2 separate regions of the Homo sapiens genome follow, and region 2 is linked to region 1. The links are chromatin loops, found by intact Hi-C in ENCODE. Cell type or tissue: A673. All regions are shown on one strand. Links, peaks and the distances in the headings refer to the core of each region. The heading gives the core; the rest is flanking DNA.

What was found. Peaks named below come from ENCODE experiments on the same cell type or tissue, not always from the same donor. Only the 100,000 strongest peaks of a DNase experiment are listed, where the experiment ranks them.
Region 2: it touches region 1 in a loop (4-fold over the local background); 2 of 110 quality-filtered maps call a loop at or near these places.

The regions. Positions count from the first base shown.
Region 1 is chr18:56,995,632-57,011,779 of GRCh38, reverse strand. The region is part of intron 26 of WDR7 (WD repeat domain 7); the gene reads right to left. Among named protein-coding and RNA genes, the nearest start is that of WDR7-OT1, 36 kb to the left of the region's middle. RefSeq lists an enhancer at 6,753-6,802. In A673, for the core only: no CTCF peak of the experiment used is centred there; DNase peaks (open chromatin) are centred at 6,889 and 8,979; H3K4me3 peaks cover 723 bases; H3K27ac peaks cover 734 bases.
Region 2 is chr18:57,430,483-57,446,630 of GRCh38, reverse strand. ONECUT2 (one cut homeobox 2) reads right to left here and starts at 11,257. Exons shown (of 2, transcript NM_004852.3): 1 at 9,687-11,257. The coding sequence starts at 10,914. RefSeq lists a cis regulatory region at 403-414, enhancers at 337-481, 6,989-7,744, 8,501-9,256, 11,371-11,950, 11,951-12,531 and 1 more and a silencer at 11,328-11,377. In A673, for the core only: CTCF peaks have their summits at 7,579, 8,401 and 8,600; DNase peaks (open chromatin) are centred at 7,581, 8,590 and 11,350; H3K4me3 peaks cover 2,736 bases; H3K27me3 peaks cover 7,100 bases.

The DNA.
Region 1 (16,148 bases), core at 4,544-12,543:
GGTGTACTATCTCCTATAGTCTACGCACATAAGACTAGATGCTGCCCTTTGGCAGTTCTACAATGATTTTGAACAGAGATTTGAGAGTTGAAAACCGAGTGTTTATCTCTATAATTTCTTTTCTTGATGGAGGGCTGAGGCAATGCTTTTTATTCACATTATGCCAACTTTATGTTATAAAGTCAACCTGTTTTGGCATTTTCCAAGCCAAGGTATTGAAACTATTCAATGAATTATTTTCTATCACCATCTAATTGAAAAGAATATATATTCAGAGGGAAAAACAAGTAGACTTGATATCATTTTAACATCTTAATGGAAAATAGATTTAAGGATAAATATAATAAAGTGAGCTATCTTAAGTTTTATTGTAAGATATAATGCCTCAAGTAAACAGGCTCTCTTTATTTCTTAAAACTAGCTTCAGTGTTTACTGCTCATTTTCAGTTACTAAAAGTTACGTATATGTCATTCGAGGACAAACTGACATTGATGAATTGAAAGAGCTTTTCACTACCTACATATTGACAATCCTTATGATGCAAGTAATAGTTTTCAATATTTCTTCTGTGGGGGGGTTATATATTAACATGCATGTGCATATGCACATATACACATACAACACCCTTATCTAGGAATAGTGAGAATCAAAATACATGCTCAAAACTATTGTATTATTGTAATTTTGACATTCCTAATAAGTTTTTTATGGTATCGAGGCTTATATTTTCACTAAGATCCTTTATAAATTATCAAAATTATTTTTAAAAGGAAGTTTTATGAATAGAAAAATAGAGAATAAACATTTAAGCCAATCGTTGCTTACCAAACTTAAAAACGCTGTAATCATCATACAGCAAACTCTAAAAAATAGGTACTGATTTTAGGAGCATTTTCCCTTCGATTTAACTGGGAAACTTCCAGATTCAAAGAAAAGTTCTCCATCAATTAGACATTAATTCACCTATTAATGTCTAAGCCCTTCTTTCCCCTTTTCTTGCTGCAGATAATCAGGAACTAGCCTTGCTCTTCCCTGTTCTTCTGATTTATTAGGCCCAATATTTCCAGGATAAAGTAACAATAGAATATCCAATTAAATTATACATAATTGATATGTCTTTTCTTTGCATGTTGAAATGATTAATTATATAGAATCATACTTTGAAAATTAGGTTTGCTAAAAATCCCAAACATCACAAGTTAATATATTATATGATCACCACCAATTTTTGGCTAATAAAATGACAGCAGTATGTTTGTACTGTACAACTTTTAGACTCAATAATGATTAAAAAAGCCTAAAGACATAAATGAAAACATAACGTTTTGATATAATTTAACATTTAAAAATATAATTACACAGCCATACTTAAAGATGATTCATGGACACTCTACTGCTGAATACTAATATAATTTAGATAAATGTGGTTGTTTTAAATAAAAGAATAGTGAATAAATTATCAAATATTTACACTGCTCATATGAAATATTTATTAAAGTTTCACTTGCATATGCCTAAAAAGTCACACAAAATGTTTTCTTCAGATCTGGGCAAACCCAAAGCTAAATGTTTTTTTCAGTATTTCTAATAGAAAACTATTTGAACACATGCTAGAAGTCTTATACTGTGCTATGAAAATAAATCCCTCCCCTCCTGCTTCCACATGGAGTTCCTCAGCAGCATGAATGGTCTTGATTATCTCCACCCTTTCTAGACATTTCAGGCTTTTACATGGCAGGACTTCAGCAGACACATGTACACACTAACTCACTGGACAGCAATCACATTCCTAAGTAAATGTCCGTCATGATGGGACTTGGCATTTTCGTGGGTTTTGATTTGGGTTATGGTTAACGGAAGATGGTTTGGTTAGAGCAGTAGGTCAGGATCTTCACATGTGTTCCCGCTCCTTTGTCACCTCTCCTTTGCCTGGTATAGTGCCTGGTGACACAAAATTGTCTGATGTAGATTATAAAGCTAGGGAATTTATATTTTTTGAAATTATGTTTCAAAAGTATTTAACATTTTCACCATTCTGAAAAGAGAAATGCTTGAAAGTGTTACATTACAACATAAAATAAAATTCTAAAATTCATACATATATTAACCAACATTACCATACCTTTGGATTCATGTTTATTTTGGATAATGATAGAACATATTCACTAGGACACATTACAGATTTAGAAATTTTACACTTTTATGTGTAGTTTATTATGCCTCTTCCACTTATTAAAACTGAAAAATTAGATTAGTCTGGAACATAACCTAATTTATGTTGTATGTTGTTCTGCATTACAAGGTTCATTCCTTTTGTTAAGAAATACCAAGTTATTTAGTCATGTAACCAAACACCACCTGTTCCCCCAAAACCTATTGAAATAAAAAAACAAAAAGTGAATTCCCTTGATGATGGTGACTTCTTAGAGACTGATCTAGAATGAATACCTTCTAACTTAAAGCTCCTTTCACATTTTTACTTTTCCCAATACAATTTTAATAGTAAAACAATTGCATTGTTCAAAATAAATGCAATAAAAATATAAAGAAATACCAAGTTACAAAAAGATAAAATTAACCTTCTACTTTTGATATAACATCCAACATTTTTCTATTAAAATCATAATATTCATAAAATATGCAATATATGTCTTTTTTTCACATAGCAATTGCATTTGCAAATCTCCCAGAGTAATTACTGTGGCAAAATAACACTGACATTACTTGTCAGTCCTCTGACTTATACTTAGACTATCCACTTTCACTTAGTGGATTAAAATTTGTCTTTGCTGGTTTTATGAATAGGTAAAATTTTCTGATTTGCTTATTTGTAAAATAATATTATCTGTCTTGCCTACCTCATGGGATTAAATAGTTTTAGGAAAATGTAGTTAAAAATATTTACTGAGATTTTTGTTTTAGGTCCTGTGCAAGATATCAGAGTATAAAGATGAGATAGGACCCCTGCCAGTGAATCTAGGAATGGGAGACCAACAGGTTGACAGTAAGCGACTATGGTATGGTGCAATCAACAGCGTAATAGAGATGTGCTGAAGATGTCACAGAAACACAGACGAGGAGACAGTAGTTTCTGTCCAGCGGCAGGAGATGTCAGAAAAAGGTACAGAGAGAAGGTTGTATTTGAACTGAGCTTTAAAGGACCACCAGAAGTTGGTGAGAAGAACAAGAGATGAGTCTAAGCAAACATGTGCCAAGTGAAGACTTCAGAGGGGTCCAAGAAAACGGCCAGCACTCCCGTGTCACTCTGCCTAGGGGAGCACCAGGGGGCGAGGAGAGGTGGAGACAGGCAGGCTTGAAAACGAGGCAGAAAGGCAGCTATGGCCAGGCTATAAGCCGCCTTCTTGTGGTGTCAAGAAATGTGGACTTAATTCATAGTCAATAGAGAGTTTTCTGAAGTTTTTAAATATGAGAATGGTCAGATCAGACTAGTTTTAAGAAAATTCTGCAGAGGGTGGAGAAGAGGGAAACAGAAAGGAAGAAGGACTTGTTGGGAAGCAAATGTAGCAGAGAAATGGGGAGCTGAATGAGGAAGTGGGCATGGACAGGAAGGAGAGGGCAAGCGGGGCTGGTGGTGCTGCTGTGACCTGGACAGGGAAGGCACAAACGAAAGAAGACCCTGGGGAGGGCGCGGCGGATAGGGATCAGTGGGAAGGTGTCAGAGGAAATAATGAGCTCAGTGTGAGAATTCAGGTGGAGGGACTGAGCACACAGAAATATGTTAGAGAGTGAGGAAAATGAATTTGGAGCTTAGGAACAGGTTTATGAAAAGAAAGGCAGATTTGGGAGGAACCAGCACATAGAGAGATGTGGAAGGAATAGACCCTGCACTCAGCCCTGTTCCTGGTACACAGCAGCTTCTCCAGGAATGTTTGTTAAAAAATCCAATGTAAATGGTTGAGAAAGTCCATGAAGAGTAGATAGAGTGAAAAGACCAAAAGGATGAGGATAAAACGACAGGAGACACTAGCAGTATAAGGGGTGGGCAGAAAAGAAAGACCTGGGCTCATTGTACACATTGTAGACCTGAAATATAATATTTTATCTAATATTTTATTTTTAAATTAAATATTTCAAGGTTGTTCCCAATGTACAAATCACCTTTAAAAGAGGATTTTGTGATAAATTAATGTAGTTAATAACAAAATTGCTTTGAAGGTTGACAGTATTTAAACTTTTAAATGATAACCCTTTATCAAGTAGTAATTATCTGACTCAGAGATCAGAAAATCAATTATTAAAAAGTCAAATTTCTGCAATCAAAAACATATATTTGAATTAAATTTAACATTTTAATCTACAAATACTTGCCAACTCAAAACACTCTAATTTCTCTAATTTTAACTTTAAATTTCATCAGTTATCCACAAATTATGTTTTAGAAAGCCCAATGTATAATATACTTAAGATTTCTCCAAGTATAATTATTTTTTTCTCCAAGTATAATTATAAAAAGAAAAAATATACTATTAAACATTAGGAGGCCGGGAGCGGTGGCTCACGCCTGTAATCCCAGCACTTTGGGAGGCCAAGGCGGGTGGATCACGAGGTCAGGAGATCGAGACTATCGTGGCTAACATGGTGAAACCCCGTCTCTACTAAAAATACAAAAAATTAGCTGGGTGTTGTGGCGGGCGCCTGTAGTCGCAGCTACTCGGGAGGCTGAGGCAGGAGAATGGCGTGAACCCGGGAGGTGGAGCTTGCAGTGAGCTGAGATTGGGCCACTGCACTCCAGCCTGGGTGACAGAGCGAGATTCCGTCTCAAAAAAAAAAAAAAAAGTTAGGAAAGATAACAAAAAAGGAATTAAACTGGAACTTGTATATATTTGTGGATGTACATGCCTGTATACATACATACACACATATGTACTGGTTGCTCACTTAGATATGCAGATTCTTCTCGAACACACAAAAAAATTAACCAAATTAATGACTTTAAAAAATCTACATTAGTGATCATAATCACCAATTTGGTTTTGATACAAATTTCAATTAGTCTCTGTATTCATAAGCTAGAATCAATGCAAAAAATGCTGGATACTTTACTACTAATTATAGCCACACAATTCATATTTATATAAGCATTCCCTATAGTTTGGCCAAAGGTAATTTACCTGAATGAAAGGGAAAGTGAATATCCTATCACTAAAATTAAATTTTAGAGGAATATCTATTTAATGTTCTTAAAGTGGGAGATATATTGGCTTAAACCTTTGTATCTTTAATGCAATCATACTGCCTAATGATAAGCAAAACTAAAAGGTCAATTCATTACAAAATTCAATATTTGGACCATCAAACTCTTTAGTACTTAATAAGCAATTAATATTTGTCAATGAAAAATGTTGTGGTAATACAGGTGAAAATCAATAACACAAGCCCACTTGTTGCACTACCACTGACAAGCTATCTAAATAACTACAATCTTGAAGAAAAAAAAAAAACTGCTTTGATGTTTTAACTTATGTTCTTTCCAAGCAGACGTGAATCCTGTGATGCTCTCTGTTTATAACACAGAATGCACTTTGTTAGTAATCTGCTCATAATTACTATCATGCATGTGACCCAGAGACGTGTGCCTTAAAATAACATTCTATGCCTTATTACAGATGCTATTAAGGGCACACTTTAATACTATGCATGCTAATTTTATTCACTTTAAAGAAAAAAGCATCTAAAACTCAACCAGAAGCTTTCCATTTAATATAATATTTTCCTTTAGGAGTAAGTATATGAGAAGGTAGTTTGGACACACTTCTGAGGCTTAAAAGACTTTATATATGAACTTTGCATTAGCAAAAATAATTTTTAGTAGAAGCATAATTTTTATTTAGACCAAGCTTGTCCAACCTGTGGTCTATGGGCCACATGCGGCCCAGGATGGCTTTGAATGTGGCCCAACACAAATTCATAAACTTTCTTAAAAGATGAGATTTTTTGTTTTTAGCTCATAAGCTAGCATTAGTGTTAGTATATTTTATGTGTGTGGACCAAGACAATTCTTCTTCTTCCAGTATGGCCCAGGAAAGTCAAAAGATTAAGACACCCCTGATTTAAATATTTTTTTCTTTGAAAAACACCGGGAAAAATATAAAAAAAGAAACTAAAAATTACCTATAGTACTACTATTTTTGGGGTACTTATAATAAAACTGAAAACCCTACCCAAATATACTTACTCATCAAATCCCATCCCTCAGAAGAACCACCATAAGTCACTGGCTTACAGTCTTCCAGATTTCATATTAGCTTGTCTTTGAAATCTTAAAGTTTATCAGATTTTCCTGGTATAAACAATTTCATACTCCTATGCACTATTTTATTTTTCCATAAAAATATTTTACTTGCTCAGAGATGAGAGTCATAGTTGCCAGATCACTTTAAATGTTGAAATTAAAATTATAACATTACATGGTAAGTGTAATATTATATGGTAAATGCATGCTCCCTAAAACTGTGCTTCTGCTTTTTTTAAAAAAGGAAGATTATTAACAAAAAAAATTATTTAACATACATTTAGTTGCTTTTATAGTTTAGAAATGATAAGGACATCATTTTTTTAAACAGTTTTTTATAATATGATAATAGTTTTATGCTAAACATTTCTATTTAACAGTCAATTGAGATTAGTGGTTAGATACAGCATTGTACATTAAGATGCCTGACACGGTATTATAAAATACAGATTTTTAATTTATGACTGTTCAGGTGTCAGAGTTTATAACTGCTTTGCCAAAGGTTAAATTACAAAGGAAGTCAACCAGGAAACCCAAGAGTACTCTTTAAATATGATACAGGCCTTCAACTCAAGGTGTGAGTACGAGTTAATACAGAACTACAAATGCCATTTATGGGTTTCATCTTTGGAAAGTTTAGACTTCACTGAGAAATCTGACTCATACTTCCTGTTCCAGCTATGAAAAACTCAGAACTCAATGTCATAATGGGCTCACTGAAAGGCAAATTCTGCTTGCAAAGTTAAAAAAGAGTGAAACTGTAAGAACTGTTTTGATCTGTAAAATATTGATAACTAATATAACTTTAAATACAAGAAATCCTTCTATTTGTAGTTCTGTATATTTACTGTGTCACTCCTGGCTATTCCGTATGCAATGTGGTAATTTTTAAAATGACCTGCTAGTGACATTTTTACGTTTAGTAGGTTGCAGTGTTTCCACATGGGCAGCCATCAAATGAGAGGTCCTAAAGTTTGTTTGGAATTCAGTTGTTTGGAACTCTGCACACCTTTAAACAGGAACAATGCGACAGATAGATTTCTGGGCCAGTTTCCAAAAGCCAAGAGAATTCTTAATGTTGTAGAATTTATAGTGCCAGTTCAATCTCCTAAGTACTATTTATAATAGTTTCTATGGGGAAAAGCATTTCAAGGTCCAAGCCAGCCCCAAGGAACTTAATTGTCTACTGTAGACACCAGAGACATATAACTTCTAACATCTCTGGATATACAGGAGGAATATATGTGTGGTACTAGGCCAGGGTGGTATGTGTGGGATGTCAGAGGGAAGTATGAGATTACCTATCTGGAGCTCCTAGATATTAGATTCATCCAAAGCTCTAAGCTAAAATCAGGGAGACATTCATTTACCTCCTCCTACACCCATAACCTCAGGTAGAAGTTAAATTATGGGATTACTGTGTAGGCCAGGTGAGAAACCTTGGAGATTTTCTGGGTATGAATGATTACAAAGGCTAGGGTGTGTGTGTGCGCGCACACACACATACACACATGTGGAGGGTATAATATAATGCGGAGGGTATGATATAACATACATATAATGTGAAGGGTATAACACACACCCTCCATGCGGAGGGAATACTATATTCAAAAGCCTAAAGGAAGGAGAGTATAGCTTGTTGGGGAAAAACAAACAAACAAAAAGCCCTCCAGAATGATCAATATTTACAGTGCAAGGAATGAAGTGGAGTCAGATAAGCATAGTTGGCAAATTAGTCTGAAGACAGACCATAAAGGGCCCCGTGATTTTCTGTGAATATGCACTGTGAACACATATTTAACGTAAGGATTATTAAATCCAACAATCATAATATTTTAAAAAATATTTACTGAAAGATTCGTGTGATCCAAATCATTACATTTTGCATCTAATTTAACTTTGAAAAGACAGCTATTTAATACTAGATTAATCCCTGAACATTTTGCTATTTATGGAGATCAAAAACCTGAGTAACAACATGGTTTTGTTCATTCTATATTTAGAAAGTGTGTTTGAGTTTTGAGTAACAAAATGGTGAATAACTAGATCACTCTCTCTGAGTAATTAGAGAGTGCTTTTTAAAGGACTTTTTAAAGGACTTTAAAAAGAGTGCTTTTTAAATGTTGTTCAAAAAGTAACAACATTTCCTTTGAATTGAGGCAGATCTAAAAGCAAAATGTCCTTTTTTGTATTTTTTTAGTATAATTTCTATTTCAAACATAGCATTAGTCTTAAATTGATAATAGCTTTGTTTTGGAATGCTTAGATTTATAAAAGTTCTTTATGAATTTTAAACACTGAAGAAGCACAAAACACAGAAGGGGTAATTACTGAAGTTCATCCATGTTTAAGTTTGGCTTCTGTGGACACTGTAATAAATCTATACTAATGCATCTCACAAATGCCTCATAAATTTACATCTTCTTTGATTTCTCAACAATTTTCAACAATAGCAAGATGAAACTGCAGTGAAATATCAAGATGTATAATTTACATAAATGTTGTATAAAATTAATAACTGATTTTTTAAAGTCAGGCATCTTTGCACTGATTATTAGAACTGTTTAGAATGTGAACTGAATGACTTTTGATGGCTGCACACTCAAGGACAACAGTGAGTGACCTTGAACAGCAGTGTATAAAAATACATTTATCACTGAAATGGCATGCTGGCTGCCAGTCAATATATGCCTCTCATTTGTTAGGAGGCTCTCCTGCTGTGATTCCCTCATTACAATTTTGCTTTTACTTCCTGGGCAAATGACAACTAGAAAATGAGGCGGTTTCTTTCTTGACCAAACTTAATCCAGAAAAAATGAGCTGACAGCTGCAGCCATTCAAGTGTTACAGAACATTTTACACGTTTGTAAAAGACATGATTATATATTCTAAATACTATATCACTAAATGTGACAGCCAACAAGTTATCTTACTTTCTTAGTCTCTTTTCGCTTATAGAATAGCTTCTTATATCCTCTTCAATCTATTTTTCTAATTAAATAATTTCTGGTGTAGGATGCGATAAACAGTAATTCAGAGACACATTGTGGAAAACTTTCCTGGATACTTAACAAAAATGTATGCAGCTAAAGTCTGACTACAGAAATAACTCCTGTCCTAGTTTTTATGATAATTATTTTCAATGCACAGTTTACATTTTTCTAGGATGCAAAAATAGGTATCCATTTAGATAATTTATTTGTACTATATGTATGTTCATATCAATAAAGAAAATTATAGTACAGTCACATATAGGTTTAAGTTATGTTTAATTTTTTTATGTAAGCATTTTCTGACCCAAAGATTTCTAGTCTGGGTTCGAGACAACTCAGGGCATAGTACATTATCATAGACACTATGAAATTATCACAAAATGCTGAAGCTCAAAACAATTTTTCCTTTTATTTAAAAATATAGATATTATTATGGAAAGCACCTCAGGAGGGGTAAAACAAAGGGAATGAAAACCTGAACAAACAATAATAAGGTTTAGAAATAAACTCCAAAAGTAATGACTGCTCTAATCATGGGTATTTTTGCTTTTCCTTTATTTAACATGGTTAAAGAATTTCGGTTCCAGTGTAGACAGGCCCAGTTTTCTAGTTAGGGTTCATATTTGGTATTCTATATCCAGAAATTTAATATTAGTTCTTAGTAAGGAAACAGATTGAAATACAGGTTAGGCAGATAAACATAAACGTGATGCTAAGAGAAACAAGCTAGACACAAACAGTTACATGCTGTATGATTCCATTTATATAAAATTCTTAATCAGGCAAAAACCACAGTGCAAGAAAGATTGGTGATTGTCAGGGGAAGAGGACTGACTGCAAAGGGGCAGAAGGACACTTTTTGGGTAATGGATATGTTCTTATCCTGATTATGGTGGTGGTCACATGGTTGTATACATTTGCTACCACTTATCAAACTGTGCACTTAAAACAAGTGAAGTTATTTTATGTGTATTTTACCTCATTAAGGCAGTTACCTATGCCACATGCACAGAAAAATAGATACATCAGGAAAGAGTGAGTTGGAGCTTTTGTTGCTCCTGCCTGGATCCACTGAGAAATGAACATGCAAAAGGCTCACTATTGAGAGCACAAGGCTAAGGCTGTTCCCCAGAACGCATTTTCAAGTTTTCCATCAGGTCTCAACCGACAGTGCTCCCACAATTTCCCTTGGGGAAACTTAACCACAAGCTACCATTTCTCGGTAAGGATGCCTTTCCTGTAAATCTGCTGGAAGTGTTCTTCTCCTTGAATTCTTGTTCATCACTCTCTAGTAGATTTGTGTATGCCACAAGTGATATATACATATTTTTTAAATATAAGCTAGACATTTTTGCTTAATTTATATTACTAGCTATTGATTCAGGATTGCTTGTCCAAACCATTCTTAATGTTTTTATTTTTGGGCCCTAAACATAAACTTACATCTCTCTCTCTCTCTCTCTCTCTCTCTCTCTCTCTCTCTCTTTTGTAGAGATGGGGTCTCATGGTTTTACACTATGTTGTCCAGGCTGGTCTCCAACTCCTGGGCCCAACTGATCCTCCCATGTTGGCCTCCTAAAGTGCTGGGATTCACTATACATGGCCCTACATTTACATCTCTTATTGTCCACTAATATTTATATTCAACTGAAAAGCTAAAGAATTTAGAGAAATATTTTTAAAATTCCAGAATATATAAACCTCTATACGCTAAAGATTCTACACCAGAAATTTATTAAGAGCTATCTTTAATAAACAGCACAGTCCCAGAATTGACAGTCTAGCTTTTACAAGAAGAAAGCTTTTGAACATTTTCTAGAACAACAACCAAACTATAAGAAAATAATACAATCATGCACTTCCTGTGTGCATCACTGCAGTTTTAAAAGGGCTTTCCTCTTCTCTGAAGGCTTGTGAGTAGAGAGTAATCAGTTAAATAGTGCTGTTTGAGCTTACAAATGTTCAATGAGCAAATTCTCTTCCAAAAATAGATTACAAAACCACTAAAAAACAAAATGATTATGGCCCATTAGAAAAAATAAATCTTTTTACAGAATATGGTACATATAGCTAAAATAACCCAACAAAGGGGCACAGGAAACAAAAATAATATTCAATGAAGGCAGAAAAAAATCAATATTTTTATATCGTGCTTAATTGACACCTTTTTTATTAAGAAAAACAGGAAATTAAATAATACAGGATCAGTGGAAATCAGCAAGAATACGATTCATTAAGCCTTCTCTTCTTCTTGGCCACTGAATTACTTCTGGTTTATAACAGGCTTTTAAAAGTATAAATGTGATTTTAGTTAATTAAATACAAATACTAATAAATCTCTTTTAAACTACTTCATAAAGGGAAGGATTATACTGTCAGGATTTTGGTTTACTGACATTCTCCCTGAATGTTTCCATACTAGAGCTCTTATTCTATGACTAAAAATATTTGGATACTTCCAATTCTTCATGCCCAGTCTGCTCCCAGCTGAGGAAATTGTGGTACGCTGGCCAGCTGCAGCACTGTTCCAGGTCCAGAGGATAGGAATTTGTCACAGAGAATTCTGCCTCAAATGCAACTGAAGTGGAGGGAATTTTGTTGACAGGAGAAGCTCATAGCGGTCAAAAGATGGGAGATCCCTTCTGTTCAGAGAACTATCTTGACAAGGCCTTGGGTGGTCCGTTCTCTAGGGGGGTTTTCTAGCAGTCCTATTTCTGCCCCAGCTACAAGGTTCTCCGCAGTTTTCTACTTTTCTTGCCATCCTTCCTCCTGTCTCCTTGGTATTGTTGGATTTATTGTATAAGATGATAGTGTAAGAGCATTAAATTTGCATTAGTTTCTGTTATTTTTCCTTAGTTGTTTTCTCTACTATAATATATCTCTACCTTTTCTCAGCTGTCAACACAAAGAACATCTTTCCTTGATAAGTGCCCACCACCCTTTTTTCTAGAGATTTTTCAAGGACTTAGATAGCCCAGACTAATATAGGGGCTGACATCATGGAGAAAGATTAAAAATAATTTTTTACTTCTCTTTCCTATTATTTTAGTCACCTCAGAATAAGTGGTTTAAAAGAGTTCTATGGATTTCTCTTTCTGTTCAACTGAAGTTTAATACATAAACCATTATCACTACTTCATATATATTTCCTAATATTTACTTATTCCTAAAATATTTATCTCTAATATCTCCACCCATCTAACAAATTTAACTTTTCTATATTTCTGTATTCAAAAACATTCCCCCAAACCCTAAATTCTTCACCAGGCTTCTTCTAACACACACAGTACAAAGAAACCAGATGGATTTTGTAGAATATGAAAAGACTTAGAACTCTGTTATTGTTTGCCATGCAGCCTCACATCAAACTAAAAGGTTATACTGTGAGGATTTCATTTCACTGACAGCCTCTGTAAACTTCTTCACACTATATTTGCGAATATAAGATTCCATAAATATTTTCATAACTCTGACTTCTTCCTGCAGGACATCCCCAGACATTGGAAATTGGAAATAATACCTTATATATGACACATTATTCATACTAGTAGTTGGAAAAACTGTTGCTAAAAGCTTGTTTTCTTCAGCTATTAAGCGCTACGATGTACCATCAAGAACTTGGGACAATCAAGAATAAGGCCTGCCATTTCTTAAGTATTCAGTATTTTTAAATTTTTAAAATATATGCTCTCATTTTATAAGTAGAATAATCACTTATTTCTCTTATATAAATAGCCACTTAAATCACATTCAGACCCACAAAAAAAGACTATTCCTTGGGTAAGAAAGATGACATTCTATGTACACAATTTAGTACATTTAATTTTTAGTGACTTGCTTTTGTATAATGACATTTTACAAAGATTTTAACAGTTATTGTATCATTTGATGGCAAACTCATTGAAGTGGACCTTCTAGCTTCAGCTCATATTCCTTAATAGAATTCTATGTGGGATGTGCTATAAAAGCAAACAGCAGAGTAAAGAAGTACAGAAGTTAAACGATTAATTCAAAGCTACTAAGACCACTGTTTTCAAGTCTGCTGATAGAGTTTAACTCTTTCCCTGCAGATCATTATGTCCCACGAAGTATGCCCCGACTCCCATGTTTTAGGAAGGTCTACTTTGGCCCAATGTTATCAAATAGAACCCATAAAATACCTGCATTATGCCTACAATTGCAGAGTCAAATATATGTGCAGAGAGATGGCAGCAGTTGACCTTTGCTGCTGTGATGCCCAGTGAAAATCCTGGGGAACGAGCACAGCTCCCAAGAGACCCGAGTTTAAACCCAATCTCTCATGGGTCTGAGAGAGTAACACAGGCACAAAAATTACGGATACCTAAGTCTTCACTGCTTATACCTTGGGGCTTTTTGATATCAAACTTTTGAAAAATGACCTCAGCACTCTCCTCCCAGGTTTTAGAAGCCCCATGATGTCCAAATATACACCTGATTTGTCTTCACTCCTTTGCTTTGTTTTGCACAGAACATAAAGAAAGCCATACATGATAAGAAGTGTGGCTTCTCCGCTGCTCTTCATCCTTCCTGGAAAGATGATCAAGAAAAATGGCTTATCTAATATCAGATCCAGGAGGAAGGAAAGTTTTATAACACAGACACATACACGTTTATGATTTAATCAGGAGACATATAATTGAATTTAAAAAACTGCAAAGGAGAAAGGCTGATTACCTTCTCCAACACTTTTAGCTCTTGCTATATACATTTTACATCCCACTGTTATAGGCCGCTATTTGCTCATCTGTTTATACTCTAAGTAATTTATTCATCTTTCTTCTGAAAAAGATGGAATCTAGAGATCAATCCAAGTGCCAAAAAAAATCCCAAGATGAATTAAAATATATTTTTTACAAGGAGTGAATAATTTTCAAAGGCTTTAAAAAAAGCTGTAGGTTATATCTGTTTGTTTTTAAGAAGCCCTAAATAAACAACTTTTCCCTACCTCCTTTGGTTGACAAGGTCTTCGTTATTGGTCCAAATAGAGATAAGCACCCTTTGGATAATTCAGCATAACTCTGTATTTCACTTTGTCAGGCAACAACCCACCCACATAATATTTACAATAATGCATTAACTTCTGGTTTGAGTCATTAATACCCAACCTTACAAGTCAAATAGTAAATGCCCCCCAGATCTGACCCATGGGGAAATTCAAGAATGAACGTTGTCTTCTCAGCAAACACTGTGGCTTTGCCTGAGATGTTTACAAGTGTGATAAACATTTATTTTTTTCTATATCTGCCACTACTGTGAGATTATTGATCAAATCATAGTTGAAAACACTCTGCCAGGGAGCATGGAGAAGAATATGTTGTTTCTGAAAAGTAATTGCTTCCTTTCCTCTGAACAATTCATTGTTTATCCAGGTTTGTTTTAAATTTGATTTTTTAAGGTCTCAATGCAAGTCATACTCTAAGATGCTCAGAAAATTAAGTATTTAAATTCCATAATTTTCACTAACAGTAAATTCATATGATACTGTTTCTGGTTAAGATATGTTATTCTTTGTTACTCCTTTTGTATTAAGCTTAGAAAAGATCCAGTTTTTTTTTCTTCTTCTTAGTATATTTGCAGGTAAATTTTATAGAATATCATGTGCGTTTTTCTACTCAAGTGAAACATTAGCAAAGCATTTAAAAATAAGTTTAAGTGCTATATGACAGTTACAGGCTAAAAATAATGAGGAATATTTGTGGATAGGTAGATATGGAACATCCTGCTGTCTGCTGAAAGCCTGATTTTAAGCTCCATTTTGTACTGATTGAAAGCTGAAGGAAGTAATGAGGCAGCCTCCCCTGCCCACTTCCTAATAATTCTGGGCACTTCTAACTCCACTGAGGGTTCTATTAGACTAACTGCCTCAAAGTTGAAAGGAAAACAAAATTTTTACCAGACATCGTCTAATTCTACATGATTTCCTAATCTACCAGCAGCCTAATTTTATTTCTATCCTAGCTGATAACCTTTTGGTTACAACCATTTGTCAAAACTACTAAAAATTTTACATTTCCAAATTAAGAAATGTAATCTCTCTGATAAATTTGGTCGTAATACTGTTTTATCTTTCTGAAAATGTAATTTCTAAATGCTTTCTATGATGTATGAACTATGCAAAAGTCTCTTTCAAAGCCCCAGAATCTATTAGATGAATCCCTTATTTCTTCTCTCTATAATTATATGCACAAAAGAGCATGCTTTATATAGAATCTAATCTTTCCTTTTAATTAGGTTCACCTAAAAAAGAAAAAAGAAAAAAAGAAGCAGTTACCAGCTCTCACACAGACAGTAGATGCTTGATGAACAATTTAGGAGCAGAAACAGATTCTCAATCAATTTATATTACAGGAAATTTTTAATTCATGTGTAAATTAATCAGGGTAAGAAGAGATCACAGTCAGCTCCTTATTAAATACTTCTAAACTCACTTTAAAAAGTGGGACATGCTGATGCTCCATATCCCTTTGGCACATCTCAAATTATTGCTCTATTCTGACCTTTGGAATCATTACGCCTGAAAAAAAACAAGTGGCCCAGGTACCAAATGTGCATTAATTCCAACCACCTGCTCTGTGGAGCCCAGCTTCTATATGTATAGCACAATGGACAAAATAGCTCTTCACCTGCAGACCCCATTCTATCTCCATGACAATGCCTTGGGAAAGGAACCCACGGACATGCACACATCACACCAAGCTCAGAGAGCTGACGCTGGGACTCAGTCTGGGGATGTAGTACACACAGACAGGAGGCAGAGGTCAGAGGAACATCAGAAACAGGGAGGATCCCTGTGGGTTCTAGTAGTTCTCATGAAATCTCAAGTGAAAATAACTTTGTAATGTTTTGTGGTATAAAGGACTAAATTTTAGAAATTTGGGAT
Region 2 (16,148 bases), core at 4,245-12,244, 440 kb before region 1:
AATGGGGACAAGGATATTAGGAACAAAGTGAAGGAAGGGGCTTGGACCTTGTGGAAGGTGCAGGGCTTAGTGCAGTTAGAAGACTCCCGGCAGGTGGCACTCTAGTTCACCTGCTGGCGGTGGAAGCCCTGACTGTGCTCCCCGACTCCACTTGAAACCTTTCTTCCACCAAACAGCCCCCCAGCCATGTTTGGAGGTCTGTCTTCCCCTTGATCCAAGCACTTATCAGAACTATATTCCTGCTAAAAGCACCGTTTGCACAATTCTGTTTACTGTAATGCACAGTAATGAAGAGAACATAAATAGAAAATAGAGGGGCAGTGGGGGGATTTTCTGTATGTGTGTGATTGATGGTGCTCAGATCAAAACTGTTTAATCATCAAAACATGATTCAGCAGTTGGGAAATGTAAACAAGTTGTGCAATTGCTTGCTTTAGTCAAAACTCTGGAAAGGGCCCAGAGGGCTGGCCCGAGCCCCTGGGAGGGCAGTGCCAGCAGGATGCGACCCCAACCTTCCTACCAGGGCAGAGCTGCTATGCCTACAGACTGACTGGCGTGACCTTTGGCTTTTGCAGCACACAAGCAGTTGGGCCGGGGTTAATGGCACTTTGCAGGGAGCTCCAATTGAGTAAACAAAAAATGCCTTGCCCTGTTCTAATGGAGCACATTATTCTGAGGCCTAAGCCTTCATCCAGGCTCCTGCAGCTGCTCTGCAGGTCAGTGCTACCAATAAAGCAATTAGCCAATGAGAAAACTCTTCTTCCCCGAGGGGGACTCCAGGGTATTGCTGCAGTTACTGTGCTTTGCTTTGGTTTTTTAAACAAGTGATCCAAGTTGATCTGAGCCTTTTACATCAGACTCTAGGATGAAGACAGTGAAATTGTGTTTGCTGAGTGTGATATTTTAAGGGACTGATCCCTTGTTCAACACAGCCTGGAGAGCTCACTGCTTCCTGTTCAATTAACCTGAACCATAGCTGAACTCTGCCCTTTGAACTCGCTCAGCAGATAAATACATTAGCTCACCTACGAAATCATTAATATTTTTCAATCACATAAAACAAACATGAATGTACAAAAACAACCCAAGAGATAGCCAATTAGAAACAGGTCATGTACCGTGTTGAAAAAAATCACAAATGGATGTTATTTAGACAGGAAAAAAGGATCAGGGAAGAAATGAAATGGATTGTGCCGATGGTTCTGGAGGCAAATGAGACTTACATTTTCATATCTACAAGCAAGAGGGATACTGAGCAATATCTGGCAATTCCTATTGCGTCTACTCTGCTCCACAACAAAAGTTCTACCCGTTGCTTCCCACATCCAGCAGAACACAAAAACTCCAAATCCTCTCTCTTTTCAAGTGACTTCAGTGTTTATGCTCATATACAGAGTCCAAAATATTGCATTTCTGGGGAGAATCCTTTTTCTGATTTGCTACAAATGAACCAAAATAATTGTGGCAACATCACTGCTTTTAAGTGAACCAATCTTAATGAAGCAAACTGGTGGCTTAATTGAAATAATTTTACAGTAGAAAATGATGTTCCTGAGACATTTTTACTCTAGGCATATAAACAGATTTTCTTTTCTCATAAAAAAAAAGATGCCAAATGCATCTATTTTGTCTTTATCCCTGCATGTCATTTTAGAAGAATGAGAAAAACATCCCCAACTGGGTCATTACACATTTCAGTTTGATTTAATTTCACTTCCCACAATTCTGCCTCCTGACCCCCTCTCTTCCCACCCCCCTTCCCATTTTTGTTTGGTTTGGAGTGTGGGCTTAATGCCCAGCTATCCTAGATGAGAACACTTAAAGGAATATCACAAGCACGAAGGGTAAATCTATTGAACGAGGGTCTTTAACTATGTGGTTTCCTTAAAGGGAAAGGTTGGATCAATAGGATCAATATGAAAGGTTTCCCTGGCCCTGCATAAAAGGATAAGGGCTTCTCTTTTCACTGGTTTAACTTTACTCTCTGACAAATGCAAATCAATGGATCTGTGTTTACAACAGATTCCCTAGCAGACTCAACTTGGGCAAAGCCCAGAACCTCACCCTGGGGGGTGGGGACTCCAAGCTTGCTCCAGGAGGACGCAGTAGGGCACAGCTTCATGCTCAAGGGCACTGGGGTGGAGTGGGAAGCAAGCTGCCAATGGCTGCCAATCACCCTTAAAAGGAAAGGCTTGCTACCCACCCAGATCCTGCTGGAACTCAAGGAGCTGCTGCTGCCTGTGGCCTCTCCAAATACGGCAGAAAAATGAGCCGTCAAACAGGTTCCTTCAAGGATGTCAATGCAACATAAGTAATAAAGCCCACATTCTAGAATTTGGTGAGCCAGTCAACCTAGTTTCCTATCCTTAACCATCTCCAAGGCTGATTGCACAGAGAAAACTGTAAATGAAATATCTACAATTGGAGCAGCACAAGTATTTATGCTCTAGGAATGCTTCTTCTGCCCTTTCTTAAGTGGTAACTGGCTCTTCTTAGTATGACAAAGCAAACCACTAACACTGCGGGTTCTTTTCCCCTTAATTTTACCTTTCCCTTTAAAAATGTGATGCTTTCCAGAGATTACATGACTTCAAGTCAATACCAGTTACAGAGAAATTATTTTTCTTCTTGCAGGAGAAAGTATATGTATATTTGATTACAAGAGCCAAAGTCCAATGCTGATTAAATTACATTGGAGGTGTGCTTCCAACCCAAACAAAGTCTGCTTTCTACAGAAGAGTAATGGGTCCTCAAATGGTGAAAGAGGTGCCGAGGTGGAATGCAGAGCCTCCCTGCCCTTTGGGACAATTTGTGTGGGACAGTTTTTCATAATAAACGTCCACAGCTTCTAGGAATCCTGCTCCCGAAGTGAGGCTATCTCTATCTGCACAGCCCACAGCCTGCCTCCAAGTCTTGCCCATCTGCACCATGTCAGGCATTAGATGGGCTGGGTCACACAATCCACGTCCCTACCTTTTCCCCACCTGCCCCTAGAAAAACCTATGCACATTTTTCAGCCATTGCCTTGAATGAGACTGGGAAATCAAAAAGCCTTTCCCCCAAAGGCACAGAGGTTGGTTAGGGAAAAAGCCTGGGTGATAAGAGGGGGTGATAGGGCCCCACAGGGTGAGTTAGCCTGACGGAGCTCTATACCTGACAGCATAAATAAATCACCCCAGAGGGCTTCCTCATTATGGACTCTCCCCTCTAAGAAGAGTTGTCTCCCTGGAGGAAGCAACTTTTCCCAAGTCAGCAAAAACAAAGGTCCCTAAAAGGGTCAGAAGTCAGCACAGCCCAGGGAGTCTAGATGAAGTTTAAGGCCTAGGGTGCCTCTGTCTTCACCCTCCTCCCCAGGGCCCTTTATACAGGCAATTATTTCTATTTATTCCCTCCTAATTTCCCTTCCTTTGGCAAGAACCCAGAAACTAAATCTCTCTGCTTCTCCCTTGAGGTCTTCCTTGCTCCAGGGATCCCCCTCCATGATACCACTTTTCATGAAGACAGTTTCTGCCAAATCCAGCCACTAGCCATGGAGTGTGGAGCCCAGGACTTTCTTCCTGAGAGTTTTTCAGTCCTGTTCCTCTGGTCTCTTCTTTGAAGAGAAGTGTCTAAAGGCCAGAAAACCTGGTGGGGAGGCTCTCTCTCATATCGGGGGTGACTGTAAAATGAAGCCTTGGTTTGAAGACAGCAGGAGAGGCTGGCTCTCCTTCCCTCAGGGCTGAAGTCTGGCACTTGGGATGGTAAAACTGGCCTAGGGTACTGTTACCTCAGGGCAGACCTGGCTCAAAAGGAGAGTGAAGCAGCTGCTGGTGCCTTGTAGGGACAGAGAATCTGGGGTAATCAGTTTATCCTTTGCCCAGACCTCACCATTCACCAGGAATCCTGCCCAATCTTGGAATTCTAAGATGGGAGTAGGAGAGAGTCTATGATTCTATCCTCTAAAGGCCCACTCGCCCCTCCCAGGGCCTAGGAGTCTTTCAAGTGGGGGCTGTGGGGAGGGAGCCAGTTGTCCGCCAGACCAAAGGGAAACCACCTGCTCTCCTCCTTAGTTACATATCTGATTACCCAGCTATCTCATTGTAGTTTAAAAGGGTCCGGTAGGGCACTTTCTGACTAGGAACCAAGGTGGTGTACCAAAGCTCCCTTCTTTAAGGAAGAACACTAGTGGGAAGATGAGGAAGAAACACCAGCCTACCCTCTGCCTCAACTCAAAGCAGAACAATGCACGATTTGCTTTCCCATCTCTCTTTTCCTTCCTCTTATTAATTACTGTTCTTGGAGAGGGCTGGAAAACACTGCTTTCCCTCCCGATTGATACCCGCTGTTGGAAAAGCTCAGCCTTCTTCAACAGGTGGGATTCATAATTTCAAAAAAAAAAAAAAAAAACCCAGAAGAATTAGTTCTCATCCTACTCCCACTTAGGTCCCTGATCTTTTATTTTTTTTCCATAAAATTCACCTTAGTGCTCCTTCTGGAAAAACAAGCCACCATTTGGCCAGGGGAGTGGTTGGCAGGGTGTGGTGGTGTCCCCCACAAGCGGGAAGGAAGAGCTTTAAAGTTCTTTCTTTTCCAGTCAATGCAGGTGTTCCACAGGACACCTCCTTACCCGCGATGGGCCAGTGACCCGGGCCTCGGCCCAGGACGTCCAGGGGGTGGGAAGGGGTGGGGCAGGGGTTCCCCAGTTTGCTTCTCTTACTTCCTGTCCCAGCCAAGGTAGGACACAAGATTCTCCCTGTTAGACCCGACCAGTCCAGCGCAGAGCCTGCTACTCGGAGGGATGAAGCTCAGGCTTTTGTTACTAGGGCCACGTTTAATTGTCCAACGAATGCACCTGCGTAAAAAGTCTGCGCGTGAGCCTTTTTAGTACGAGAACCGATGAGGATAGGAGGGGATCTGCGGCTGATTAAGCTCTGCCGTTAGCAGGCAGCTTTAGCCACGTCATTTTCAAACTTGGGCTTAGTCACCAGGGCCCAGTGGCAACGGCCAAGCACAGGATAGTTAGGAAGACTCGGGCACCGTTCAGCGCATTGGCTTCGCGGACCCAGCCGCCCAGGCGGATCGCCGGAAGCGCAAGTAGCGGTGTGTGCGCACAGGGGCGGGTGGTGCAGAGGTCGGGGGAGGGGGTGCAGAGGGCAGAGAGCCCCGCGAGAGGAGGAGAAAACCTCGGGGAAGTAAGGCGGGCTGGGGCCTCGCGGGGGAGGAGCTGCGGTCAGACGGGAGAACCCGCGCAGAGCTGGCGAAGCGGCACCGCTGGAAAACCGCGGGGCCGTGGCGCTGGTGAGCGCTCTGCTGGGAAGAGCGCGCCGTCGGGCTTACTGGAAACGCGCCGGATCAAGTTCCAGATCAATGAAATCTGGGTCCACACGTTTACGTTATTGTTGCCAGCATTAATGCTCTTTTAATCTTCTAAACATTATCAGCATCGATCTCCCTCCATATACACATTTGTTTGAGAAAGTGACATAACCACACAGTGGAAAGCCTGGAATAAAAATAAATGCCCAGCCTCTCGCATCGAGGGCGCCTGGCTGCCTGGGCTGCTTCTCCTGCTCGGGTTCACTCTCCTCCCTCGGGTCCCGCCTCCTCTGCCCGCTCCCGCCCACCCTGATGCGTGTTGGGAAGGTGTTCTCCCGGCACCCGGGACTTGACGAAGCACAGACTGCAGCGAACTTTTCAATTATTCATCCAAGCAGCTAGCAGGCAAACATATCGTCTGTTCCGTACTGGCACGGGTTGCGTTCAGCCTCTCCAGCTCTGATCCCTAACTAAACCGCCAGGAGAGGTGGGCTGAGTCGGGAGCCCTAGCAGCGAGAAACGAGGTGGGAGGTTGGGGGGTGGGCGCGAGACTCTGCGAAGGGGGTCCGTTTCCTCGGCTTGGGAGGTGCCCAGCGGCCCGTGTCACCCAAGGACGTCCCCGGCGCAGCGGGAGACAAGCACGCACGCGGTGCCCCTAGCAGGAGCCACTGCGCACTGCCCGGGCCGTGTCCCGCCGCTGCGGGCATCAGGTGGCCCAGGCGACATCATGGTGGGTTGGCTAAGGGCCCTCGGCCGCCTGAACAGAATTGGCTTCAGACTGGCCGCTGGGAGCTTGCTGCCAGGAGAGGGCCGTGCGTCGGACTACGGCGGGGACTGGAGACCAGCTCCGGGCAGGCCGCTGGGGGATCCGGGCTCACTGGAGGCGGAAACCTCTGCAGTAAATGTAGTCGGGCGCTCGGCTCGATTTTCGGGCGTCGGAAGAAAACATGCCTGCCACCGAGGCCTCGCTTTTCCTCAGTGGGATGCCCGTGCAAGTTCTAGCCTGGGTTCTCTCACTCCCTTCTTGTTTGTGCTTGGTTTAGAGGTCTCTGGGGCCCAACGCCCGAGAGTGTGTGCTCGAACCCGCAGAAATTTGTCTTGGCCGCCTCTTGTCAGGTTGCTGAAAACCGCCCTGCAAGGGCTGGTCTTGGGGAACCTCTGCGAAGGCCCGACCGGGCGGGGTTGCAACCACCTGCCACTTAGCCGCCCTTTCCGAACGAATCCGTGCATTTGGAGTCAATTTCTCTGAAATCTAACGTTGGGGCAATCTAAATTTCTCCGAAGTTTTCTCCCTTTTCCTTTCAAGTGCCACCCTTGGCTGTGACTACACCGGCAGGCTGGGCAGGAAGGACCTGCCTCTGTTGTGACCTCGCCTAAGGGTGAGCTTTGCCGGCGCTGGCCAAATCAGACCTCTTCATTCTGAGCCCCCTAAACCCCGGCCTGCTTGGCTGTTTGGCAGGACCCGGGGGCGGGGCCAAAATGAGAGAGAAAGGGAACCTATAACCTATGAGAGAAAGAGAAGAGGCAGGTTTGGCGGGAGGGGGGCAGGGACGGTGTCTTCCAGGCACCGGTCTGAGAGTCCGGCCGAGCCGCCTGCGGAGCGGCTGGGCTTGTTAAACCCCCGGGGCCCAACGGCGAGGGCCCTCTGCGGCGTACCGGCGGGGATTCCGATCGATACTCCGGGCGGAGAAAGCCTCCGCTTTTCTTCTCCATTTGCTCCTGTCCCCTAGCGCTCCGAGCACATAATACCTACTTACCAGTCCCAGCTTCTGCATCAGTGTCTGAAGAGACTGATCTACTGACCCCAAACTGAAAAGCCTCCTATGTAATAATAACCACTCAACACACTTGTAGTTGCTGATAAAATGGCCAGATAAAAAGGCTAAAGCTCTTGTCCCTTTTCAACCCAGGGTAATAAAACAGACACACATTTGAATGCTCGAGCAAAGCGGGGTCCTCAGCAGGCCTTTTCCACTCGCTGGAGGAGGCATTCTGTCTCCCACGAAGGCAGCTTCAGCGATCCTCTGCGGAAAATCTAGCAGCGTGGGCAGTGCTGTCCCGGGCCTGTCCCTGCAGACTTGCACCATGGGCGCGGGTGGGGCTGAGGACCCCCGGGATGCCACGCTTTCTCATCTCAGCAACGCTTGGGATCATTTTAAAAGCTGAAACTCGCTAATAGGCGAAGCATTACTTTCCTCATCACTTTCAGACCTATATGGGCAGAAGGCACGTGTTTTTTAAAAGCTGTGTTCTTTGCGCGACCGGCATGAGGGGGCGGCAGCGCTCTGAGATGAGCAGGAGAATAGCTGTCATCCTGCCTTTAACTGTACCCCTAAGACCAGCTGCCAAGTTCCTTCTGGTCCCCGGTGCCCAAGAAGCCGGCGGGTACTAAAACCCACCAGAGACAGCCTGGGACATTCGGGGGGATCTATGACAAAATGTTAAGAACTGTCAGCCAGTCTCCAGTTCATTTCCCGCCGCTATTATTATCGCTCTCTACTGGCTGCTTTATCTTGCCCCGAACCAACAGCAAATCAGAGAAAACTGTAGGAGAGGATGAAAAATAAACTAAAGGAGAAAGATTACATAAATTTCTAAATCCACTCAAAGTATCCGGAGTCCGCCGATTTGGGGGAGGCTCTTTGCAGGGAAACCTAGTTTTCTTTACCTTCTTAGATCAACACTGCGGGGCGATTACCGACTGGGAATAGGAATCCACCAGCAGACGGCAAAGGAAAATGCTGTCAAAGCGGAAACTCCCCCTCCCCAAGCCCGGGTGAACCTGCTGCCTGTCACATTCCCCAGCCCTGTCGGGCGTTGGTCGAGTGCACCCCACAAGCTGGGCTCAGCGGTGCGAGGAAAGCCCGGGGGATCGGGGGTGGAAACCTGAGCTCGCAGCTCCGGAAGCGAGCTGTGCGAGGCTGGCTCGGAACCGCGCGCATCCCAAGACCCGCGCTATGCAAATCATCGCCACCACGAATTGTTCCCCTAGACCGCCCGCCGATCCTGAAAGATACCCCCCTCCACCCGATCCATGGGAAGTCGCCCACCCTGGCTTGCCATAGGGTATAGTGTGTCCTTCCCAGCGGGGGACCTGGACATTTTGCCCCTCTGGGCCCGTGGCTTGCTCCTAGGGGCAGCGCAGTCGCCACGCACACCGCGCGGGGTCCGTGCGCACAAAAGCGCGCAACTGCGTGCCAGTCGCAGTAACTACTGCATCTTTCCCTCTAGCTCGCGCACCCGCCGCCCACACAGGAGGTTTCTGTGCTCCTAGAACAATAGAGGGCTGTACCTCGCAGCTTGGCCGCTAGAGGAGGCACAAAGAGCCGAGCCGGCTCCAGAACAATGTAACCCGCGCCTCTACCCGTCCCCTCCCGCGGGCCGCCAGTCCTCCCCGCGGTCGCCAGGCGCGCACAATCAGCGCCCGCTTAATGCAAAGGCGGAGCCTGCAGCCGGCGGCAGGGATGCATTAACTAACCTGAATTTTTAATTTCTCAGCACCTCTTCCTGCGAGTGCTCAGGGTCTCCCGGAGCCCCGGCAAATCCTGGCAAATCCCAGCAAACGCTGGGACCGGGGCAAGGACGGCCGGTGAGCAAGGCAAAGCGCTTTCCACCTCAGTCTCTTCTCCCACGTCCTCCCAAAGCGGTGAATGTGACCTTCTCAACCTTACACCCTGCCCTCGCTGTAGGTAGTGACATTGGAGCTGGCCCGAGCCCCTCAAGCCCGGTCAGAAAGTCCCTGCGCCAACGCCAAGGCCAGAGATGGGCTCCAGGAGCGCTGTTGTATCCTGGCCGCCGGTTCCCCGCGGGGGCAAGGCTGTGCCTTCAGCCAATGACCAAATAAGTTTGCCTATATGGTGGGTGGGAGAGTAGAGAGCTCTTTTCCCTCTGCAGAGCAAAGCCTCTCAACTGCCTCTGCACAGGGAGACTAGTCAGCCCGGAAAATTGAAATGTGTTGTCTAAAAGAGACTTGAAGTGCATGGGGTTTTGAATAAGGGCAGGTCCTGGTTTCTGTGGGTCTTGGAAAGACAGGGCTCCTAGAGGAAAACGCACACCCCCATCCCGCCTCCCAGTACCTGGGAAGATCGGAAATAGGGCAAAGGTTGGCACATTGAGGGGAGGGCGAATGAAATGGGGGGGGGTCGGTCAATGAAAGCTCAGGGACAAGGAGAGAGTAAGAAAGAAAAAGAAAAGGGAGAAGGGAAAGTAGGGGAAGAGCGGAAGAGAAAGAGAAAATGGAAGAAGAAATAAAAACGAGAAGAAAGAGGACGTGTATAGGAAAGAGAAGGAAAGAATCAAGAGAAGTGACTCGGCGCGCAGACTTGGGCCACAAGCACCGGACCCGGAGCCCTCTTCCCAGCAGCCTGGCCCCTGGCTAGCCCCGGCCTTACCTGCCAGGCGTAAGGCGGACATGCGCTGGAACTCGGGCTCCTGAAGCCACTTCCACATCCTGCGGAAGGTCTCCCTGCCAGATTTGAGTTTACTCCACGGTTTTGGATTCCGGAGCAGGTCGGAGAGAGTCCCCTGAGACCGGCACAGCACCCTCTGCGCAAAGATCGCCTGGGGGATACTGTAGCGCTTCAGCTCCGCTGTGATGCGCTGGGCCACCTCTTTGGTGTTGATTTCTTCCAGCTGGCCCGACGTGGCCACCTGCGAGCCCGATGAGGACGAGGGTGGCCGCTCGCGACTGGGTGCCAGCACCGGCCCGTGAGACTGAGTGTGGCCCGGGTGGTGCAGGCCGTTCAGGTGCGACATCATGGCCGCAGGTGGGGTGCCCAGGCCGCGGGACAGGTGTTGCTCACCGCGGGTCAGCATGGCAGTGTGGTGCGCGTCGAAGTTGGGGCTGAGCATTTTGTCGTGGCCCGGCGGACCGTAGTTGGGCAGACTCTGCTGCGCGTTGTGGAGGCCGCCTAGCCCGTTGCCCAGCGGCGTGGCGGCCAGCGGGGACAGGCTCTGGCTCATGCCGGGCATCTCCTTGTAGGGACTGTAGAGGTTGTTCATGGCCGGGAGCCCGCGCTCGTCGCGCATGAGGGTGAAGCTGCCGCTGACGTTGCCGGACAGGCGCTGGTGGTGGTGGTGGTGGTGGTGGTGCGGATGGTGGTGCGGGTGAGGGTGGTGGAACTTGTCAGACACGGTGGAGATGGGTGGCAGCGGCTGGAGCGGTGTCAGCGTGGTGTAGGTGTTGCTCATGCCCATGCCAGGCGGAGACGAGTCGCAGGACATGCTCATGGCGTGGTGCAGCGGGATGGAGAGCTCGGGCCGGTAGTCGCCGCCGTCCAGGATCGAGGCCATGCTGGTGACCATGGCCGAGCGCGACGCCGCCGCTGCCGCCGCTGCCGCCGTGCCCAGCTCCTGGTGCGCGGTTGGAGGCGGCGGAGGGCCCCGCAGCGAGCCAGCGGCGCCGCGGCCCGCGTGGTGGGGGCTGGGGCTGGCCAGCAGCTCCTGCTCATGGCCCGGGCCCCCGCCGCCGCCCCCGCCGCCCCCGCCGCCGCCCCCGCCACTGCCGCCGCCGGCCGGCCCGTGCAAAGTGCCCAGACTTTCCATTGTCAGCTCCGGGTTCATGGCGCAGCCTTCTAGGTCTTTGGTGAGGCATCGATAGGCGGTGTAGGCAGCCTTCATTCAGTCCATCAGGGCCCGGGGGCGGCGGGGGCGGCGGGGGCGGCCGGCGGGCGGGCAAGGCGCGCGTGGCGGGGCTCGGCTGCGGGAGTGGGGGCGGGCGCGGGAGTGAGTGGAGAGGAGTGCGCGTGCGGGTGTGCGCCCCGGGCTGCGGGCGGGCTCGCCCGGGGTGGGGGCGGGGTGGGGGCGGACGGGGCGTGCGTGCGGGAGAGGGGAGGGGACGGGGAGGGAGGGAGGGATCACCGGGCCCCGCCGCTCGGGCCGGCTCGCAGCCTCGCCATGTCCGAGCCCGCTCCGGCGCCGACGTCTTCTGTTTGGGTGAGCGGGAGCTGTCCAGAAGGGCTCTGCCGCTCGCCGGGGCAGCCAACCTACCCTCCCGGACCTGGGGCGGGGCCACGCCCGACGGGCGCCAAGCGCAACCACTCCGAGGCCGCAGCTGCCCCGGGAGGCGGGCCTTCCACGGGAAGCTACCAGTGGCTGTGGAGGGGGCGGGGCCGCACTTTTCAGGTTTGGCTGACGGCTCGGTGCCTTTTTTACCTCCTTTGCTACTGGAATCAAACGTCAAGGAGAGGGAGGGAGGAGAAGGTGGGGGGGTCGCTGGGGAGAGGGAGGCTGGAGTGCGAGCGAGCGAGAGAGATTCGGTGAAAGATGCCGTGCTGTGTCCCCCCTGAGCAGCTGCGATCTGGGGGAAGGGGCATTGCTTCAATCGCCTTCGCCTCACCCCAAAGCTTTCCTGGAGGCGAGTAAGCCGGGAGCAAAAGACTCCGCTATGTGCCAGTATAGACAAACACTCGTCACTAACAAGCCACTTACCGAGAGTCCCTAGCTGGGAGCCAATAGTTTAGCCTTTTAAAATGCAGGCGCTAATGTATTCTAATGCATGGTAAATTCCCGAGGCCGGGACATGCATAATCTACGCGGTCAGAGCAACTGTAGTGCCCTCGTCGCCAGCGAGCTGCGGCCGGCCGGCGGCCCACGGGCGGCGCGGGCAGCAGTAATGCATGCAAAGTTAACACAATAACATCATTTAATTACCCGGTGAGCCCATAAATCTCAGTTATGAGGCTTCCGAAGAGCCCTGCTAGATTGCAAAACAAAACTAGAATTCCGGGAGCTGCCGTTTCAAGGTGACCAAGTGCTTTCTGCATCAGCGACTTGGAAAGAAGTGGGGAGAGTGTAGAACCGGTGAGGTGGAGGTGAGGAGGGTCGCTGGTGTCCCAAGTGAGCAAACTTCTCCTGGGGGCAGAGAGTAAGCAAACCAGCTGAGACGGCAACCACGGACCTTTCTCCTAACACGAGACACACACACGCGCACACACACACACACACACACACACACACACTCCCGCTTCTCTCAAATCCCGGGAGAGAAACGGCGGTGGGCAGACGACAAGGAATCCTGGCTGACACCTGCATATTCAAACCTTGTTTCTGAAAAGACCAGCGCCCCGGCCAGCCTGAGAACGCTCACAAGCCAAGGCTTTAAAAACCGCACCTACGTCTTCCTAGAATTTCCGTTGTTTGGCAACCCCAGGTCTGGAGGTGGGAGTGGAACTGGGGGACAGAGAGTTGGAGATTTCTGCAGTCCGAGTCGGGGTGGAGGGGTAGTTGAAGACAGAGAGGCCAACACCCGGCATAAAGCCTTAAACGTAACAAGATTCTTCCAAAGCAGGTTGCGCTCTGTTTGCCTCCGAAGATTCAAGCTAGCTGAGGTTGCGCAGATGTTGCCTTTGTTTAAAGAGACAGTAATTAAGGACAGGGTGGACATAAGTTTGAGAAGCGTGACCTATTTTCTTTTGATCAGCTGTCAAAAGAAGAGCAGGGGGTCTCCTTAAGACAGCCCCCTTCAACCACTTCCAGCTGTTAGAGAAAACTTGATAAGAAAACAAGGGCAGAGCTCGGAATACTGTATGTCCCTTCTTGGTGCCAGAGAAAGGTTTGATTCATTTGGAAAACAGTTCTTAGTCTCAGTGACCTTTTCTGCCGCCCTCCTCTCTCTTCTTGCTTCAGAGCAACACCCCCACCCCCACCCTGTCACATGAATGTACAGTGACGTTATTCATAGATCAACTTCATTGAGCTCTGGCCAATACGCTGCCAATTATTCTTTCAAATAGCGTCTTCTCTGTGTTATCAAAGCCTGAGTAAGAAAGCGGCAGATCCTCTGGTTTGCCAGACATACTTTTCTGGTTGCTCACATCTCTAGTGTCACAACAGGAGCCAGGTAAAATAACTCAGATTTTGGTTTCTCTGTTTTTCCTCTCCTCCTCACCCCCTCCTACTGTCTCTCTTCGCACTCCCTACCTTATATATGGCATCTGGACACTTGGGATGATTTGAGTCAGTTAATGTTTGAAATATAATACTGAGTTGAGCAAAAGTTCACGAGAGTGCAACCTGTTCTTGGTCCATGAGTGCACAGGGACTGAAATACAGCAGGAGAGAAGCAGAACTGGGAAGTAGTGGGTCTGATATGCCCCAGTGCTAAGGTAGCCTCTGCTGCTCTGCTGGCTTCAGTCTCAAGGAGTGGCCAGTTACCCTAGGCTGATGCTTCCTCCATACAGAAACCTAGGTATATAAATTGCCATTTAAATAAATTTTCAAAATGTTAAACTCATTTGCCAGGACACTGAGATAAACCTGCTTTTGGGAATTATATTTCGGTGTGCCTGGGAGCAGAAAGGTGAGTTGCATTTTCTCGCTGCCTCGCTTCCTTCCTTCCTCCCTCCCTCCTCCCTCACTCCCACCATCCCTCCGCCTTCCCTCGATCAATATTGGCGATCTCAGGGAAATCATGAAATCGTATTGGCTTCTTTGTGTATAATTTCATTGGACTAGAATTAAAGCAGATTTTTCACGTTGTTTTTATAATGGTGGTTTGAGGTTTTATGTTTCAACCCAAAATCCATTTAAAAGGAAAATGGATGTGCTTGTTTAGTGAGCACCCTAATTTTTACTGAATTAGGTTTGGATGCCCTTTTCTCTTTCTTTCTAAAAAGGAACAATATTTGTTTTTTACTTCAAGACAATTTTTGGAGTATCAATACTAATACGATTTTCAAGTATTTTTTGAAATATTTTTGATGTTTCTTTCTCTATAGTTCTTTAAGAAAATATAAGGGAAAGTGGCTTTCTAACTGCCCCTTGTTTAGCATCCATACTTTAACCTTAAGAAGTTCTGCAACTTGGAATTTTTTCTTTTAATTTGAAGTTACACTCCTCTTCTCCCCCCTCCCCACCAGCATTTGATTTACAAACACACTGTATAGAAATGTGGTATGATAAGTGCTAATTCACGGCTATTAGAATCTGGACAAACAGTTGTACCAAGCATTATATCAGGACCTGGATATTCACTTAGCATGCCACATTCACAGGTCCAATTTTCTTGAAGATCAGAAACTTAAATGGGTCAAAAGAAGCATGAAAATAAAATGCAGCTTCGACAACAAGACTATTATAGGCTATTGCACTGTAAAAGAAAAACATTCTGAACTTGAGTTAGCAATTGCAGGAAAATAACTATTTACTATCGGAGTTTTTCGTATGTGTTTTCCACAATAAAATTGTTTTTAGGTATAGAGAGACACACACAGAGAGGTGAACATTCAATTAAAAGAGATACTTTATAAATTATTCACGGAAAAAGATAAACAGACCACAAGTAAACCCAATCTGCATAAGGGGCCCAATATCTTTGTTTTTACTATACAACAGTAACCACGACCCAAATCTAGGGTAGAGGAGAGCTGCTAATTTCTACCCCAATGCTCGAAATCTTGTCAGGTTTTGTGTCAGGGTAGAACACATTTATGCTACAACTAGGTTATCAGAGCAATACACACACAAAAAAACATAATGGTGGGTTGATTTGGACTATTTTATTTTTGTCCTTCCCCAAACCATCTGGCGTGTTAGTGTAGGGGTATTGATCAGGGATCTGTGAGCTGCAGACCCCATGCCAATCCATAGCGTTTCTGGCAATCAGCGTCGCCCATGAATTGCAGCTGTCTGTGCAGCTCCTCAACAGAAATCTTCAAAAAAAAAAAAAAATTTCCCTCCCTTATCAAACACATCATCCGTTCGGGGGTAAGTCAATATCATTTCTTTGTCATTCTGAGGGCGAGGATTATGCGGTAGAAAGTTTTTGTTATCTGTTATAGCTGCTGCTGCGCCTGCCTTTTTTTTAAAAAAAAAAAAAAAAAAAAGGAAGGAGAGCAATTTTCTAGCCTTTGAATGGTAATGGTTTTCCAGAAAGGCCTCAAACGTTTGTAAGAATGGGGCAACAAATGCTGTTTCAATATTGTAGGGGAATTTGAAGAGGACAAGGAAACTCTTAGGTCGCTATACACAAATAATAGTAGTGATAACACAAGGTTCCTTTTCACGACAGAGAATTTTCTCCCCTTTCCTCGGATCCCCTGGTAATGAAGACAGGGCAAGTCTCTGTGATTACACGTGCAGATGGACAGTGGGTGCTTGTGGCGGAAAAGGGGCCCTCGGAATTGTGGCTCTGTTTGAGATCTTCATTAGCTTCAGGTTTCTTCTGTTTGAAAGCTCGGGCTGGCTGAGCCCAGGGAGAATAAAACTAAAACCGAAGCCGGGCCCCACTAATTCTCTTTGGCCTCTCAGCTCAGAAATTCACTGTCACAATTCACCGTCACTTTTCAGATTTGCCAGTTGGATCTTGGAAAGTTTTTGTTTGTTTGTTTTTCTGGGTGGTGAGGCCAAACGCGTCCTTTTTTGTCTCCTTCTTCTTCGTTAATCTTGTTAAAATTCAAAACGCCAGGTTAGCAGAGCTGGCAGGGGACTGCCCTTAACTTTTTGGTTGACAAAAGATACTTTGCGTGAGGGCAGGGAGAGATATGGGGTTGTTAGTCTTGTTCTCACCCTTGTCCGGCCTCTTAGGGAAAGGAAAAAGAAGCGACAGGAGCCCTGCGTGCTGGGGGAAGGTTCTCTCCGAGCCCCAAGCCCAGCACCTGGATTAGAAGGTGGGGGAGTAGGGCTGCGGGAAGCAAACTATAGTTTCCTCCGAAGTCCAGACGCCGAGAGTGGGCAGGCTTGAGAGAGGGGAAAGGGGAGGAGACCCCACCCCAAAGGGCTTTGGCACCTGCTCCAGGGAGTGTCAGTCTGCAGGGGAAACCGGAATCCCAGCTCTGCCTAGCTAAGCTGCTAGCGCGTCCACCTGTCTAGTTTAAAAGAACACCAGGGCGGCCGACCTTGATCGCCCTCCTCTA